3 separate regions of the Homo sapiens genome follow, and all the other regions are linked to region 1. A link is an interaction called in ENCODE POLR2A ChIA-PET data of the cell type or tissue named here. Cell type or tissue: MCF 10A. All regions are shown on one strand. Each heading gives the region's core, and the rest is flanking DNA. Links, peaks and the distances in the headings are about the cores only.

Evidence for each region. ChIA-PET counts read pairs that join two places held together with the same protein. Peaks named below come from ENCODE experiments on the same cell type or tissue, not always from the same donor. Only the 100,000 strongest peaks of a DNase experiment are listed, where the experiment ranks them.
Region 2: POLR2A ChIA-PET joins it to region 1 with 5 read pairs; 5 of 35 experiments call an interaction of 5 or more read pairs at or near these places.
Region 3: POLR2A ChIA-PET joins it to region 1 with 5 read pairs; 4 of 35 experiments call an interaction of 5 or more read pairs at or near these places.

The regions. Positions count from the first base shown.
Region 1 is chr17:50,660,196-50,664,195 of GRCh38, forward strand. It overlaps ABCC3 (ATP binding cassette subfamily C member 3), which reads left to right. Exons shown (of 31, transcript NM_003786.4): 8 at 728-919; 9 at 3,486-3,663; 10 at 3,755-3,916. Among named protein-coding and RNA genes, the nearest start is that of ABCC3, 27 kb to the left of the region's middle. RefSeq lists enhancers at 991-2,190, 1,853-2,834. In MCF 10A, for the core only: no CTCF peak of the experiment used is centred there; DNase peaks (open chromatin) are centred at 246, 576 and 1,826.
Region 2 is chr17:50,564,097-50,572,560 of GRCh38, forward strand. It overlaps CACNA1G (calcium voltage-gated channel subunit alpha1 G), which reads left to right. Exons shown (of 38, transcript NM_018896.5): 2 at 4,774-4,885; 3 at 5,069-5,202; 4 at 5,610-5,707; 5 at 7,782-7,941; 6 at 8,458-8,464. Among named protein-coding and RNA genes, the nearest start is that of CACNA1G-AS1, 6.2 kb to the left of the region's middle. RefSeq lists an enhancer at 5,157-6,143. In MCF 10A, for the core only: no CTCF peak of the experiment used is centred there; no DNase peak of the experiment used is centred there.
Region 3 is chr17:50,727,648-50,733,199 of GRCh38, forward strand. All of the region lies in intron 1 of LUC7L3 (LUC7 like 3 pre-mRNA splicing factor), which reads left to right. Among named protein-coding and RNA genes, the nearest start is that of LUC7L3, 11 kb to the left of the region's middle. In MCF 10A, for the core only: no CTCF peak of the experiment used is centred there; no DNase peak of the experiment used is centred there.

The DNA of each region.
Region 1 (4,000 bases), core at 1-4,000:
TGTCTGGAGGCGGCGGCTGAATGAGATGATCTTCCCCTGAGGGGTCTTCCCACTGTCAGCCTCTTATCAAGGACCACAAACCTGTCTCTGGCCAACTGCCTCACCAAGAGAGCTGACGCTGAGCATCATCTTTCTCCACCCAATTCTGACCCCAGGATTGAACCCTCCCTCCTCCCATCCACAATCCAGGCCTAGGAGTTCAATGTTTGCTCAGCCCGGAGCTTCCGGTTGTCACCAGCTGTTGGAGGAGCCTGGGGCTGGGCATGGTTAGCAGTATCCTGGCTTTCATGGCTTGGAGCCTCCACGAAGACCTATGGGCCCCCAGTCTGCCTGCTGCACCCCCTCTCAGTCCCTCCATGCCACTCCACCCCCTCCCTGTTCAGCTGCCCGGTGGCTGTACCAACAGCCATCCTTGATCTTATCTACCTTCCCTCTTGGCGTCCTCCCTGGAGCCAGCACTGGGGAGGCGGGGAGAGGGCCAGACTGGGGGGATAGCTGGGTTTTAGAGTCCTTGTGGTAGCAGTCTGGCCACCCCTTCAGATGCCCTCTGGCAGCTGAGGACAGAGTCGCTTGTGCAATTCTTATGCTGTCTGTTCCCCTCCCAGCTCTGAGAGCCAAGAAAACAGCTCCTTCCTCCTCCTCACTCCTAGCCAGCCCAGCCTAGCCCTTGGCTTCCTGGAGCCCCTGTCCCCATTCCTAACCCACTGCTCCTTCCTCCCTGGACCAGACACAAGGCTTCAGCAGCACCTGGGAAAAATGCCTCCGGCGAGGACGAGGTGCTGCTGGGTGCCCGGCCCAGGCCCCGGAAGCCCTCCTTCCTGAAGGCCCTGCTGGCCACCTTCGGCTCCAGCTTCCTCATCAGTGCCTGCTTCAAGCTTATCCAGGACCTGCTCTCCTTCATCAATCCACAGCTGCTCAGGTCTCTCCACACTCCGGCTCACTATAGCCCTGCCCTGGGCAGCAGGGCTGGCTGGCTAGCCCAGAGGAAGGAACAACGTACAGTGAAAAGAACCCCAGACCAGGAACCAGGGAGGCTAGCTCCACTTTCTGTGTGACCTTTGGCAAGTGGCATTGCCTGACTTGTTTCCTCACTCACATTCAACTTAGAATTGCTGTGCATATACTATGTGCCGGGCACCGTGGTGTGTACGTTAACAAGCATTGGGTCTTTAAATCTTCCCAACAATCCTATGCGGAATTGCCCCATTCCCATGTCACAGATGAGAAAGCAGGAACTCAGAGAGGTGAAGTGACTTGGCCAAGGGCACACAGCAAAGAAGGAATCAGGTCTGAGTCCAGGACTCTGAGCTCCGACTGAGGTGCTCTGTCCCCACCATCAGGCTCTAACATCTGTCTCAGGAATGGCTTGGACTAGAACGAGCTCTCAAATGAGAGGGTGGGAAGGAGAGCTGCCTAGTAGCTAAGTCCCCACCTCCTTGCCCCTCCGTGCATGCATTAATTTGTTCAGCAAACATTTATTGAACCTCCAGGGTACCAGAATGGTGCTCGATACTAGGGATACAGAGTTCAATAAGACAGGGTCTTGATGTCTTATGGGAGAAACCAGCGTGTAAATCAATTAGAATTCAGTGGGGGCAGAAGTGTTCTCGGGTGTCTGGAAAACCCCGGGAGGGGCAAAGAAGCCAGCCTGGGATGCAGCAGGAAGCACCCACTGGCTTGGGAGGTCAACGAATTTGGAGAGACAAGTAGGTGAAGAAACAGGGGAAAGTTCAGCCTCAGCTTAGTCACAAAGCCCTGAAACAGCATGACTCAGGTGTTTCTGAGTGGCAGAGGAAATGGCAACGAGAGGGAGGGGCAGGAAAACAGAGAGAGGGAGAGCTAAGGATATCCTTGAAAGATCTGAGCCAGGGAGGGGCATCTGGCTTCAAGGATCTCCTGCCAGGAGTGTGGGGGATGTAGGGCAGGGTGGCTGGATGGAAGTGGGCCAACCCGGTCAGATGGAGTCCAGGCCAGGAATGAGACAAGTATTCAGGAGCAATTTGGGAGATGGGCGTGTGCGCCAGAGAGACAGAGGAGTGCCAGGCAACCTGGGTGCTGGCCTGGGTAACTGGAGGACGATGGATCTTTTGCTGAGCTGATGGGCTCGGTGGGAGGAGGAGGCTGGGTGGGGGGCAAGGTGGTGGATGGAGTCTGGTCATGTGGGGCCAGTGGTGCTGGTGGGTCCTCCAAGGGGAGATTCCCAGCTAGCTGGAAGTCAAACTCTCGAGCCCAAGAGTTTGAGACCAGCCTGAGCAACATAGCAAGACCCTGTCTCTACAAAAAAGTTAAGATATTAGCCAGGCCTGGTGGCATACGCCTAGAGTCCTAGCTACTCAAGAGGCTGAGGTGGGAAGACTGCCTGAGCCTGAGAGGTTGAGGCTGCCGTGAGCTGTGATGGCACCACCGCACTCCAGTCTAGGTGACAGAGAGAGACCCTGTCTCAAAAAAAAAAAAAAAAAAAAAGAGAGAGAGAGACACCAGTCACTGGGCTGGGGCCACTGGGGCCCACCCTACTCCAATATGACCTCACCAAATGAGGCCACGTTCACAGGTACCAGGTGTTGGGAGCTGAACATATCTTTCTGGGAGACACAACTTAAGCTATCACAGAAGGGGAGGCCTGGCTATGATTATGGCTGGAGGGCTCCATGTAGTCGAGAGGAGAGTGTCCCAACAATGAAGAGACTCGGTCATGTCAATAGGTGAAGGTGTAGAGCTTCCAGCAGAGGTGGCCAGGGTGAAGCTCAGCGGCAAAGGGGGCAACAGCGCAGCAAGTTCCTGAGGAGGCAGAGGAAGGCCAGGGCTCGGGGGCAGGGGCAGCCTCCGACAGCCTGAGCACCAGAAAAAGGAGGACAAGCCACTGGAGGGCAGTTTGTGAGTGGCAAGGAGTTTGTGGGTGGCAGGGAGTTCTCAATGGGTGGCTAAGCAAGAAGGCAGGTAGCTGCTGAGAGGGGTGGGGGGCTGGGATGGGCCTGAAGGGAAGAGAAGAGAGGTGAAGAAGGCCCCAAGAGCGGGGGCGGATTAGGGACCTAGAGAAGGTTGCTAGGCAGTGCTGGGGGCCACTGAGTTTGGAAAGGTGGATTTGAGCGGCAAGAGTCTTTGTGGTCATGTGGCGGAATCTAGAGCCCCCAGCAGCCTAGGAGAAGGAGCAGGGAAGTCCAGTCAATGGAAACGTGGCATTTCTTCCCGCCATATGTCAGGAGGTAAGAAGGCAGGCAGGTGAGGCTGGTGGTGAGAGCGTCATCGATAGGGCGTGCAGCAGGGTCCATGGTGGATAGAGAACGAGGTGAAGGCAGAGTGGAGCCAGGAGGTCGTGGTCTTGAGGCAGTACTGGGTTGACCCTCCCTGGCCCAAGAGGTTGGAGGGGGTGGAGGTTTCAGAGGCCAGGGGTGCAGTGGAGACTGCGGGTAAAAGCAAAGGGCAGCAGAGGAGGGAGCAGCCATGGGGGCAGCACTGCCCACCTCACTCCTCTCTCCTCCCCACAGCATCCTGATCAGGTTTATCTCCAACCCCATGGCCCCCTCCTGGTGGGGCTTCCTGGTGGCTGGGCTGATGTTCCTGTGCTCCATGATGCAGTCGCTGATCTTACAACACTATTACCACTACATCTTTGTGACTGGGGTGAAGTTTCGTACTGGGATCATGGGTGTCATCTACAGGAAGGTCAGCTGGAGCAGGGCCCAGGGGAAAGGCTGGCCCTGGGCAGCTTGCAAGAGGCTCGCAGCCAAGTCCACCCACTACTGTCTACCTGCAGGCTCTGGTTATCACCAACTCAGTCAAACGTGCGTCCACTGTGGGGGAAATTGTCAACCTCATGTCAGTGGATGCCCAGCGCTTCATGGACCTTGCCCCCTTCCTCAATCTGCTGTGGTCAGCACCCCTGCAGATCATCCTGGCGATCTACTTCCTCTGGCAGGTGACTCTCCAACCCTGACCTCTGCCTCCTTCCTCTGACATGCTGCAGAAGTGGCAAGAGAGGATTATTCTGGAACTGGGAGCA
Region 2 (8,464 bases), core at 2,786-6,785, 93 kb before region 1:
TAGAGAGGAGATCTAGACCCAGGTAGGAAGTGTGTGTGTGTGTGTGTGTGTGTGTGTGTGTGTGTGTTGCAAGGGAGGACAGCAAAAGGCTCAGAAGTGCAAGCTTTGGTGTGGAGAGCAGGGGTACTGGCAGACAGTCACCCCTGCCTCAGATCAGAGGGGAGCATGCTGGCCTTTCCAGTATGTGTTCCTGCAAGTGTGAGGGAGCGCGCTCCCCTCTCGGGGAGGAGTTCCTCCGCATTCCCTCTCTGGCTGTTGTGTCACATCTGGAAGTTTGTGTAGGAGTTTCTCCAAGCTCAGAGCCCAGCACAGCTTTTTCTCATTTGGAAATCACAGGCTGGCATTTGGGATGCCGAGAGAGGGGGAGTGGGAGGGGGGCCAGAGGGGGAGAGGGGAGCCTGCCAGGAGTCGGGGGAGGAGAGGGGGGGGAGGCCTGAACGGCAGGAGCCCTAATGGCTTCCAGAAGTGAGTGTGAGTGAGTGACTGTGCGTCACTCTGTGTGTCTGAGTGTGTCCCTCTAGAGGGGTGGGGGCACAGGAGTTTCTGGAGCCTTCCTTGCCACACTGTCCCAATGCCCCAAGTCTGCCTATTTCTCTTACCTAGGGAGAATTCTCCATTTCTGTCCTCAGAGGAAATGGTGGGGGGAGTGTTCTTCCTGTCTCTTCATCAATTCCCTCCTCCAATTTAATTTCCAAACCCTAAGCTCACCAGAGGAGATTCTGGGGAGAAGGGCTGGGGCTGGAGAATTGAATGGGATTGAGGGGGGGCCAGATCACCCCTTGGCATGCTTTCTGCCCCAGGCCCACTTTCCTTCTGGGTCACACACACATTCCTTCCCACCCGCTCTGCTCCACCGCTCTGCTGGGGGACTCCCCATCACCCGTAGTGCCAGTTGGAGCCATTCCTGGGATTACCCCCACCACACAGCCCCCCCCACCCTCGCCTGCTCCCGCCCAGCACTCACCCCGCCCTGCCTGCCTCAGCCAGGATGGCGACAGACACAACTGCTCACACGCAGACATGCGCACGCGCGCGCACACACACACGCGCACACACACACACAGAGTCACAGACGTTTGAATCAGATTTCTGGCCTATTTCCCCTTCCAAAGATTCCAGCGGGCCGTCTCTCTTGTGTCTCTGTGTCTCATGTCTCTGTCTCTGGGTGGAGCCGGCTGCCTTTCTGTGAGCTTCAGTTTTCAATTCAGCTGGAAGCCTCTCTCCCCCTACACCCACGCACTGAAGCGTGGTGAGGGGGGAACCACAGGGAAATAGGCTTGTGGGGTGGGGCGGGGGGTTCTGCTGGGGGAATCCCCCTTTGAGCTTTGGAGCAGGGCGGAGCCCCTACATCCCATGTTACCCTAGGGGTTGCCGAATCCGATAGACACCAGGAGCCTCTCTGTGGGATGGGTGAGGCAAGGACCTATCCCCCTACCTCCTCATTTACTAGAAGGCCAGGACTCCTGGGTCCAGGCCCATTTTCTCCTCAACGTTCCTTAGTCTCACATTTCCAGGCTCCTAGGTGGGAATGGGGCCGCTGGAGGGCCTGCTTGCCTTCTCAGCCCATGCCCAGAGCCCCTGTGCCCCTAGAGGTGTCCCAGCCACCCCCCTCCTCTCCCTACTTTCCTCACCCTTGCGGCTGCCAGGCTAAGCAAGGGCTCTATCTAGATAAAGCCCCACACAGAGGACTCATTTGTGGAGATAACATGCTCTAGTTCTCTCTCCCAGGAGGGAGGAAAGGAGGAGGGATGGAAGTGGGGTTCCTCTCTCTGCCGTTTCCTTTTTCTCTGCTTTTGATGGTGGGTTGTGGGGAGAAGAAAGATCCTCCCCTCTCCTACCCCCTCTTTGGGATCCACTCCAGCCCGGACAGTCACCATAGCAACAGTAGACATGTGACTGCACAGGTCTCTCATAGTCACTATGGCAACCAGTGTCCCCCGTTCCCTTGGTTACCATGGGGATCTGTCACATGGTTTTCCCCCAACCTGATAACCTGTGGGTCTCCCTGATTCTCCTCCCCTGCATAAGGACAAGACAACAGCCTCAGTCAGGGGAGATCATGTGAGAGGGGTCTTTTTAATTACCATGACAACAAATCCACACCACCTGGTGACACATCCTCCTGTCGTTATGGCAACAGAAGAACATCACACAGTGACATACTGCCATGTTCCCAAGGAAACAAGCCCTACTCTGAGAAGGGTGAAAGACCCCCCCCCCATCAATTATTCCTCTATTCAGAGTGTCCCAAATTGTCGTGTGCCTTGGTCTCTTCCCTGTCCGTTTATGCTTACGTGTCGTGGAAGGAGAGCTGTACAGGGTGGGCAGGATGTTACTTGGAAGTAGGCTGAATTGCCAAGGGACCCTTAAGAAGGGGCTGACATGATCAAGAGCTGTGCATGAGGTTATTCGGGGGCAGGCTTTGCCTGTAAGAGGCCTCCAGTCTGAGCCTGGGTAAGGTGGGGACAGAAAGAGGGGCAACTCCTCTGTGAGGTCACTTCTGTACCTTCCCCCAGTTATAAGCAGTTCACCTCTGTCAAGGGAAACAAGGCAGGAAGACCTGAATGGGGACACACATCTGGCTTCTAGGCAGGGAGACTTATTGATTGGTTGATTCGTTCATTCATTCATTCAGTCTTCCCAGGTATTGATCATCTGCTCCGTGCCAGGCACTACAGCAAGCTCCGTAGGGGATCTAAAGACGTATCAGAATGCCCCTGCCTGTCAGGAGCCCCAGCTCAGCAGGGGAGGTCGACAAGTGCACAGATTACTAACACGGTGGAACTCTGCCATTAGAGGGGTCCAAGCAGATGTCCTGGGAGCCCCTCTTCCTCAGAGATCTACTGCCTCCACACAGAGACATTCACTCACTGGGGCTCCTTCCAGACCCCCCTTTCCCTGCAGAGGAGAGGAGGGGACCTGCATGGGGAAAGCAGACCAGTTCTTGAGGGTAACTGTGTCTTTCCCTTTCCAAATGATGGCTCCCTTCCTGTCCCCCTTTTTCCAGGGTGACCCCTGGCTGACCCCCATTCTGGGGAGAGATCCACTGCACTCCGGCTCTACTCAGAAAAACAATTCCGTGGAAACAGAGCACTTTTTATTTCCTCCCTGTCATCTGCCTACCCCCAAAAACCTAGAACTTTTTTCTTAAACCCTCTTATTCTTGTGAGGGGGTGGGGGTTAGGGAAACTGCAGTGCATTAGGACTCTCGGGGTACCACGGACAGGTGGCGAGCAGGCATGTGAGTCTAGGGGAGAAGGGCCTGGGTGGTGGAGAAGAGACAGGGGAGGGCTGTCAGGGGTTTGAGGGATTCATGGGCTATGGGGGAGGGCATGTGGCTTGGGAGTCAGAACAGAGATGGGCTATGGCTGGGACCAGCTGGGAGGAAGGTCCATAGGTTCCTGAACATTCCTGCTGGCCTCTTCATGCCTGGCCAAAGCCTTCTCATTCCAGAAGCAAGATTCCACCTGCTCTGGGCCCTACAGAGTCTGGCTTGGTGGGTCATGCCAGGAGCTGCCACAATACCTCCCCCATCCCCATTCCCCAGGGGGTCTCTGGTCTCCTTTCCCCAATCTCCTGCTCTCTGATCTTTTCTAGCCTCTTTACTCTTCCCCACCCTTCTCATATTTTCCTTAAAGAAAATAGGATACTTGGTCATTTAACCGTGAGTCCAGTGCCTGGAACCTTCTAAGGTCCGGAGGCCGTTTTGTACATTCTCCTGCTGATGGGCTGGAAATGAGTCACCCCATAGAATCCACTGTATGGAAAGACCCAGGGTTTAGAAAGAACCCCTCTCTCCTGCTTGCTGTTTTGGCTGGTCTGGGCTGGAAGCCACAAGCAGGTGTGATGGCGGCAATGGCCTCTTGGGGGAGGGGGTAGACATTGTCCACTCTGCACGGCTTGGGAGCTATGCCCAGCATGGTGCCTGACACATAATGGGTCCTCAATATTTAAATGTGTGAATATGCCTAGTGGTCATTTGAGGGTGTTGAGAGGTTGGGAGGCTGGTGGTGGAAGAGGGAGCCCCGGGCTCTGGTGCTGTAGCAGCGGGGACTGCAGCTGTGGACGTCTGCCTTACACCTAGTGCCAGGGCGGTCATGACAGGCAGTTCTGCCTGCCTGAGCAGCTATGGTGTGCAGAGGAAACTATCATAGATCAGGAGCTTGGAAACCACCGTCTCATCCTGCCTTCTCGGGTGACCTTCAGCACATGACTTCGGCATTTCTGGGCCTCAACTTCCTCGAGTTCTGGGGAAGAAAATGATCTACCCCAGATATTTCACAGGGCTGTTGTGAGCATCAACTGTGGCATTGTGTGAAAGTGCTTGGTAAACTGTAAGGCAGGCATAATCCGACTTTAGGTTTGTATAACACATTCACATACAGTATCTCATTTGCTTCTCACATCTACCCTGTGAGGTAGGGAGAATAGGATTCAGATTCTGCAGCAAACTCATGGTGTCTGGCATTTCCACAGGCATGATCGATTTATTCCCCAAATGGCTTGTGCAAATAGTCAGGGTATTTGTGGCTTGTCTTCCTTTACAGATGAGGAAGCTGGGTCCAGAGAGGTGAGATGACCAAGGTGGGACTCCCCTTCTCTGATGAGGAGTCTGGGGCTGGGGGCTGGTCTGCGTGTATGTCAGGGCCCTGGCACCACACCTGCTTAGCCTCAGATGGAGCCAGGAGGTAAACGAGGAGGAGGTGTTAGGGCGGGGTCGGGGGGCCGGCCTCAGCTCCAGCCTTGGCCAGCTGTTTCCTTGACTGCCAGTACCTGGTTTGAGCGCATCAGCATGTTGGTCATCCTTCTCAACTGCGTGACCCTGGGCATGTTCCGGCCATGCGAGGACATCGCCTGTGACTCCCAGCGCTGCCGGATCCTGCAGGTGAGTGTGTGTGTGTGTGTGTGTGTGTGTGTGTTGTGTGTGTTGGGGGTTGGCCCCTCTTAATCTTAATACCCTCTACTCCTCTGCAAGAGGCCCTGACCCAACTGGTGGGGACTAGGGTGGGACTAGAGGGTATTCCCTCACCCACGTCTCAGTTTCAGCCACCTCTTGTCCCCACATCAGGCCTTTGATGACTTCATCTTTGCCTTCTTTGCCGTGGAGATGGTGGTGAAGATGGTGGCCTTGGGCATCTTTGGGAAAAAGTGTTACCTGGGAGACACTTGGAACCGGCTTGACTTTTTCATCGTCATCGCAGGGTGAGGACCTGGGCTGGGGTGGGAGAGCAATGGATCAGATCGGTCCCTTCCCCGGGGCCAGGGTTCTGGGCCTGTGACCTCTCAGCTCCAGCCCAGTTACAGCACCACTTTCTCCCTGGCTATCTCCTGAGGGTCTGAGGCTGCCCTGCCTCTAGCACTGTAGCCTATATTCTAAATTCCAAGGCCCTATTCCTAATTCTGCCCCCTTCTCTGATGGGCAATCTGTCCTTGTCTCGGGGTAGCCTTGCCCCCCAGACAGAGAGCCGGATCTTCAGGGTCCCTTGGTGAAGAAGAAGAAGGAGTCAGAGGTCATCCTGCTGCCCCTAAAGCAGGATTCCTCATTGACCTCTTTTGACCCCACTGTGGCCTCAGACTCAAAGGGCCTCCCTTTGGGCCCCTCCCTGCAGGATGCTGGAGTACTCGCTGGACCTGCAGAACGTCAGCTTCTCAGCTGTCAGGACAGTCCGTGTGCTGCGACCGCTCAGGGCCATTAACCGGGTGCCCAGTGAGTGACCCCTCAGCCCTCAGCCCCTGAAGAGAGCCCCAGGAGGAAATGTGGAACTCTCAGACCCCACCTCTACTACTGTGTCCTCACCTGACCCCTCACAGGCCCCGTCAGAGAAGGGCTCAGTGGGGAGCTGGGATTGCTGGAACAAAATGGAACTCCTGAATGTGGCACTATGGGAGTTACCTGGGAAAACCCCACCTCATTTTAGCCTGGCTTTAGGTCAGAGTCTCAGAAACATCTCAGATGACCCTCTTCCTTCAGCTAGATGACCACTCCCCCCAGGAGGATAGGGGTGTGGGGACTGGAGAGGCTGACAGGCAAGGAGTGGACGCAAAGTGCTAATGGCCTTTTCTAGCCAGAACAGCCTCTCATGCAATCTGGTTCTTGCTGGTGAGACACGCTGGCCACGCTGAACGTGACTTCTCTCAAGACAAGGCCACTCCATGTCTCACCCTCCGCCTCTGTCCCCTTCCTCCTTCCCGCCCCCTTCCAACCCATTGCAGTAACTGCCGGGCCCATTATCTAAATTAAACTGCATTGGTTTCTGGAGCCAGCGAGGCTTTGGCAGCTCTAGTTCTCCCTACATACTGCCCCCTCCCTTTGCTCAGGCCCCCTTTGCAACTCCCCAACCTACACAAGCTGCAGATGGTCCCTGCTGTGGTCCTAGGAGTGGGGTGGTTGGCGAGGAATGCATGTTTCTGGGGCTCAGTGCCTGTTTGTGTACCTGATGTAGCAGCAGCCCCCTGCGCTCTGTGTGTGTGTGTGTGTGTGTGTGTGTGTGTGATGTTGCTGCTGCCCCTGGGAGGGCAGAGCTGTTGAATGTGTCCTCTGGGGCTCGGGGTGTGTTGGTGTTAACAGGAGCTCCAGAAGAGGGGCATGCCTCGCCTCCTCTCCCGCCCCAGGTGATGGCTGGCAGATTTATAGGCCTCTGTCTAACCACCGGTGTAATTCCCTTAATGCAAACCCTGAGGAATTGATCTCAGTTGGAGCACAGAGAAGCTGAAGGGGGATGGGGTAGGAGGAGGGGGAGGGAGACTGAGTGAGAAAACTGGGCTGGCAGGGGCGAGGCTGGGCGCTGCAGTCACCAAGAGGGTTAATTAGCTGCTGCTTAGCAGCTTTTGCCCTGGAGGGGCCAGGGGGCCATAGATGGCACTTTGGGGGTGAAGCCAGCCATTAGAGATCTGTCTGCTTGACGAGGGCTTGGCGGACTGGGGGCTGGTTCAGACCATTTGGGCCGGTTGGGTTCTAGACCTGGAGTACGGAGAGAGGGAAGTAACCCTAACAGGGCTTTTGAGGAGGGGGTTTCAGTGGCTTTCCCTATGGAGGGGGTTGTAAATTGATGGACTTCTGAGAAGACAGTATTGTATCTCTTCAGGTCCTGATTTGGGGATCTGGACCAAGCAGGGAATAGTTTCAGGGAAGCAGGGCTCAGAGCCATAGTGAAGCACAGGGCATCTTGGCCCCTGCCTAGGAGCTGGCTCTCAAAATGAGATTCCTGCCTGCTGTCATTCCTCCTGGAGTTCGCTGCCTCAGTTTCCCTAATGACTCTGGTGGTGATAACTTAGAAAGGTCAAGTGACTGTGCCTGTTGAGAGAAGGAAGTAGGTAGGGAGTGTGCGTGTGAATGTGTGCGGGTGTGGGTGTGTGTTGGAGAGGGATTCGGAAGCCAAAGCCTGGGTTCGAGTTCCGGCACCTACACTTAGCAGCTGTGTGATACTGGGTGAGTCAAGTCATTTCTCCAAGCCTCAGACTTCTCATCTGTGAATTGGGAGTGATATTATCCACATGTGATGATGTTGGGAGAGTTAGGAGGGGCCACAGTTTCCCCAGCTCACTGTTGGTGGTACTGTGCAGATTACCGTGGGCAAGCCACAAGGGGAAGTGGGTCGGGGCAAGGGGCTGCAGAGGCTATCTGGGGAGTCAGAGGTGTCTGTTGGTCTCCCCTCCAGCTTGAGCCGGGCCGTCTCAGCCTCAGAGTCCCTGGTGGGGCCCCTCCGGGAGTGCTGCCGGGCCGTGGCAGTCAGCCTAGCCCGGCCAGCCTGGTGTCCCCAGCGTGGCTTCTGCCCCCACAGGCATGCGCATCCTTGTCACGTTGCTGCTGGATACGCTGCCCATGCTGGGCAACGTCCTGCTGCTCTGCTTCTTCGTCTTCTTCATCTTCGGCATCGTCGGCGTCCAGCTGTGGGCAGGGCTGCTTCGGAACCGATGCTTCCTACCTGAGAATTTCAGCCTGTGAGTGGTGGACAGGGTCCAGGGAGGACCTGGGAGTGGTTATGGGGCTGGGCACCCCCCCAAGTTCCTCACTTCCGGTTGCTACTGACATATCTGTTCTAACATCTGAGACATATCTGGTTCTCAAACTTGGCTACCCATTGGAACCACCTGGGGAGTTTTAAAAAGTACTGATGCCTGGGTGCCACCTCCAGAGATTCTGATTTCATTGCTCTGGGGCTCAGCTTGGATGTAAGGATTTTTTCAACCCCTCCAGTGATCCTAACTTGCAGTGAAATTTGAAAATCACTATTCCAGGATGTGACCTTCCAACATCCTGAGTCTGGAGTTTCCCCACTCAGGCCTCATGCTCCTGGTGCCCACAAATCCCTGCCCTGCCCAGTCCCTTCCCCATTCTTGGTTCTGCCCTGCTCACCCTATATGCCTCGAGCACTCGTGCCATCTCTCCCTTCCTGGGCCCTCTCCCTGGAGAGCCCACTCCCCAGTCTCACCCCTGTTCCCCTTCCCATCCTGCAGCCCCCTG
Region 3 (5,552 bases), core at 1,553-5,552, 69 kb after region 1:
TGGCAGGAATTAGCCTGAGGGAGAGGAGAGAGAAGACACCTTACCAGCCTGAAGGAAGAGCTGGAGAAAAATCGGTGAATTTGGCAAATTTTAAATAGTATTGTAGTGTGTATGTTTTTGTTGGGTGGGGTAGTGTAGATAGGTAGGCAAGAACTTGGTTTTAAATAGTTTTTATAGGCCGGGCGTGGTGGCTCACGCCAGTAATCCCAATACTTTGGAAGGCAGAGATGGTGGATCACGAGGTCAGGAGATCGAGACCATCCTGGCTAACATGGTGAAACCCCATCTCTACTAAAAATACAAAAAAAAAAAAAAATTAGCTGGGCGTGGTGTGGTGGCAGGCGCCTGTAGCCCCAGCTACTCGAGAGGCTGAGACGGGAGAATGGCGTGAACCCGGGAGGCGGAGCTTGCAGTGAGCCGAGATCGCGCCACTGCACTCCAGCATGGGCGACAGAGCGAGATCTGTCTCAAAAAAAAAAAAAAAAAAGTTTTTATAAGCCTTGTTGAAAGTTTAGATTTTATTACATTGGGAAATAACTGAAGGCTTCTAAGCAGAAGAGAGATGTTTACTAACTGGCTGCTGTGGAAGATTGATTGAAATTTTACTAGAAGTTTGTGTAGGCAATAAATAGTGAATCATACCTGCAAAGGTATACGTAATAAAATTAAAGGCATGGAAATGAATGTGTGGTCGTGGTATAACTGAAACATAAAGCTATATGTTATCAGGGACATAATTTTTGTTATAAATTCTTTTATTAAAAATTATTTCTTTGGGGGTTTATCTTTAACACAGTGAATTGAACTCTTAGGTAAAAAAAAATATTTATAGACTGTCATAATCAGAATTAAACTATTAATATTGAGGCAGAAGTGACAAAAGACTACAGCGTGTAGGGTTGGTTTTTGTTTTTGTTTTTTTGGAGACAGAGTCTTGATCTGTTGTCTAGGCCGGAGTGCAGTGGCGCGATCTCAGCTCACTGCAAACCTCCGCTTCCCAGGTTCAAGCGATGCTCGTGCCTCAGTCTCCCGAGTAGCTGGAACTACAGGCGTGTGCCTCCATGCTTGGCTAATTTTTGTATTTTTAGTAGAGACGGCGTTTCGCCATTTTGGCCAGGCAGGTCTCAAACTCCTGGCTTCAAGTGATCTGCCTGCCTCGGCCTCCCAAAGTGCTAGGATTGCAGGTGTGAGCCACTGCAGCTGGCTTGTGTTCCTTTTTTTTAACCAATAAAATTTCCAGGTATTCCTGGATTTTAAATTAATATTTGTATGTGTATGGCATTTGAGGTATTCCAGTAATATGTCCTGTTTCAGAATACAGTAAGTCTGCATTTAACGTCGTTAATGGGTTCTTGGAAACTATGACTTCAGTTGAAATGACATATAACAAAAGTTTTACCATAGACTAGTTAATATAAAGAAGAGTTAGGTTTCTGTGGCACATTCTGGTTACAGAAACATAACTAAAAAGACCCAAAACATTTCTGATATCAAACATTGAGATAAATTTGAGGTATACATACATTTAAGAAAGATGAATAAAAGCGAGGTAATTACCCAGTTTTTGGTGAATCAGTGAGTGATGGCAATTTTAGTGGTGGTGAGTTAAGTCAAGGAATAAATGTTTACAACTTGAACATTGTCAGAAGCACCTCCTACCTCCATTCAGTTCCAACACAATAATAAAGATGGTAAACTCACCACTTTTGGACTATGCTGTTTATTTTCATGCATTTGTATGATTATCATATGCTTTACAGACTTTTATTTTACAATAATTTCATTGTAATATACAATATATTCATTCCTTTCCAGCCTCCTTATTCCAGTTCAGGGTGGTGGGTGGCCAGAGCTGATCCCGGCTGCCCAGGATGCAAGGCAGGAACTAACCCTGGACAAGATCCCCTCCCATCACAGGGCATACTCACACACCCACACTCACCCAGACTGGGACTTAGGCATGCCAGTTCACCTACCGTGCACAGCTTTGGGATGTGGAAGGAAACCAGAGTACTGGGAGAAAACCCATACAGACATGGGGAGAACTTGCAGACTCCTACACAGTTAGCCCCAGCTGGGAATAATTTTTTTTCCCCTCATCACATTATTCAAGGACTTACTGTATATAGTAATTAGGATTGGCTATTTAGATTTTTAAAATTTAAGTCCCTGTCAGTTTTACTGTTTCCAACATGAGTTGTGTTGCCAGTGTTTAGATAATCAGAAGTATATATTGAATATAAATACATTATATATATATATATATATATATATATATATATATATATATATATATATGTATGTATTTTGGGGGTGGGGAGGTGGGGACAGTGTCTGGCTCTGTTACCCAGGCTGGAGTGCAGTGGCACAATCTCAGCTCACTGCAGCTTCCACCTCCTGGGCTCTAGCAGTCCTCCCACTGCTTGAGCAGGCTCCTCCCATTCCAGCCTCCTGAGTAGCTGGGACTATAGGCCCGCACCACCCCTGGCTAATTTTTTTGTATTGGTGGAGATGGGGTCTTGCCACGTTGCCCGGGCTGGTCTCGAACTCCTGAGCTTAAGCCATCTGCCTGCCTCAGCCTCCCAAAGTGCTGAGATTACAGGCGTGAGCCACCACTTCCAGTCTATTATCTTTATGATAAGCAGTTTAACGAAAATAGTGCAGACAGGCCAGGAGTTCGAGATCAACCATGGTAAAACCCCATCTCTACTAAAAATACAAAAATTAGCCAGGCATGGTGGCAGTTGCCCATAATCCCAGCTTGGGAGGCTGAGGCACGAGAATTGCTTGAGCCTGGGAGGTAGAGGTAGTGAGCCAAGATCGAACCACTGCACTCCAGCCTGGGCGACAGTAAGACTCTGTCTCCAAAAAAAAAAAAAAAAAAAAAAAAAGACCTAAAAATAGTGCAGACAGCATTGAAAATATTTGATTAGCTCAAAGGAGAATTGTATTGCTTAGTGTTGGATCTAAGTAGATATAGAAAGACAAAAATCATTAAGATGTCCTTAATGGGCCTGGTGCTGTGGCTCATGCCTGTAATCCCAGCACTTTGGGAGGCTGAGGTGGGCGGATCATTTGAGGTCAGAAGTTTGAGACCAGCCTGGCCAACATGGCTTAACCCCCATCTACTAAAAATAGAAAAATTAGCCAGGCATTGTGGTATGCTCCTGTAATCCCAGCTCCTTGGGAGGCTGAGGCAGGAGAATCACTTGAACCTGGGAGGTAGAGGTTGCATTGAGCCAAGATCGTGACACTGCACTCCAGCCTGGGCAACAGAGTGAGGCTCTGTCTCAAAAAAATAAAAATAAAAACTGTTGATGAGATTGAACACTTGTCACTAGTGTTGCCTTAAATTTATTAAGAGGATAAGTTATGATTATGTAGGTATTTAGAGAGTTTGCATGGGTATTAATCTGTAATAAGCATTTATATCTTTTGGGGATTACTATTAAATGAAGACTGCTGGTATTCCAAAACTTGAGCAGTTCTCATGATTATATCCAAAAGTAAGAAACGAATTCTCTGGGTTTATTCTTTTTTTGAGACAGTCTCTCTCTGTCATCCAGGCTGGAGTATAGTGGTGCGATCTCAGCTAACTGCAACCTCTCCCTCCCGGGTTCAAGCGATTCTCCCACCTCAGCCTCCCAAGTAGCTGGGATTACAGGCACTTGCCATTATGCCTGGCCAGTTTTTGTATTTTTGTAGAGACAGGGTTTCACCATGTTGGCCAGGCTGGTCTTGAACTCCTGACCTCAGGTGATCCGCCTGCCTCCGCCTCCCAAAGTGCTGGGATTACAGGTGTGAGCCACCACACCTGGCCTCTCTGGGTTTGTTCTTATTATCATTATTGATGACTTTATTTGAAGAACCCAAATATGTTCTTCCCATTTTTTCGGATCACTTGTTAATATTTTTAGTTAAAATCATTCTCTGGGGAGAGTTAAAAGAAGCAGTCCAGGTAGCTGGTTTATTGTGTAGAGTAACAGATAATTCTGATGTACCATTAAATGGTAAAGCAGGAGAGTTGGAGTGGAAGGAACACTCAGAACTGGATTGGGGAAATGGAATCTAGTCTGGATTCTGTAGATATAGCTGGATGCTGTCAGGGCAGGTCATGTGGTCTCTGATGGGGTGATTGGACTAGATTAGGTAGCTTCTGGTTAGCCCACAGACAGGCATGTGTTATTTGGTTTACACAGTGCCTAAAAACATTTAAAATAATAATGTGCAGCGGACAGGTCTACGGAAACCTACCCCCAGAGTCTGAAGAAGCTGAGAGGCCAAAGAAAGAGGCTGACAAATCCAGTGTCTTGGAAACATGTAATAGGGACCTACGAACAGAAGCCAGGTCTGTGTCTTGGGCAGCTGCTGGCGTCAAGACAAGATGTCATATCCCCAGACCCAGGGCTTATATGCCATAGGGAAAGGGTATCTGTGCTTCAGAAGGCATGTGTAGGATAATTACTTATGGGCAGGATTTATGTTAAGTACAAAATCATCGAAATTGTTTTGACCTAAGGGCAGGATTTACAGTAAGTACATGTTCTTAACACAAGGAACAGTAGATAAAGTAGAAATCTTAGGGGCATTCCTGGAATTGGAGTTAATCGGAAGTCAGCCTGGCACTTTAACACCCAAGATGGAGTTGCTTTCGCTTTTACATACAGGCTAACACCTTTTTCTTCCAATTTAGCAAATGTACACAGTTTAATCTTTACAATCCCACTATAAGAAATTTATTACCTCCTTATTTATTTGAGTCTTGCCCTTTTCACCCAGGCTGAAGTGCAGTGGCATGATCACCACTCACTGCAGCCTCAACCTCCTGGGCTCCAACGACCCTTCCACCCTAGCCACCCAAGTAGCTGGGACTACAGGTGTGTGACACCATACCTGGCTAATTTTTTTCATTCTTTTTTTTTTTTTTTTTTAGAGACAAGGTCTTACTATGTTGCCCAGGCTAGGCTCAAATGATCCTCCTGCTTTGGCCTCCCAAAATGCTGGGATTACAGGCATAAGCCACTGGGCCCAGCCTATCTCCTTTTTTAATACTATGAAGAAACCAAGGCAGAATTACGACCTCTGGTTCTTTTTCTTTTTTTCTTTTTTAGACAGGTTGCGTTCTGTCACCCTAGCTGGAGTGCAGCGGTGTGATCACAGCACACTGCCACCTCCACCTTTGAGGCTCAAGCAGTCCTCCCATCTCAACCTCCCAAAGTGCTGGGATTACAGGCATGAGCCCCGCCAGGTACCCCTGGTTCTTTAGCAGATAAGCAACGGCGAAGATTCATTGTGCTGTGTTGCAGTGTACCAATTTCACATGCTTGAGAGTCAGGAGGGACTGTAGAGATGTGTTTATTCGTTTTTTTGTTTTTTAATGGTGAACCTTTCTGAGGATCATAGACGTTGTGTCTTACCTACCTTAAACTTACGAAACACTTAAATTGGTCATGAGGCTGTTAGAAGTCCTATTGAAAACAATAAAATTAATCTTTAGATAGAATAATCTCCAAAACCCTAGAATATATTACTGTAAAAATGGGAAATAGAAA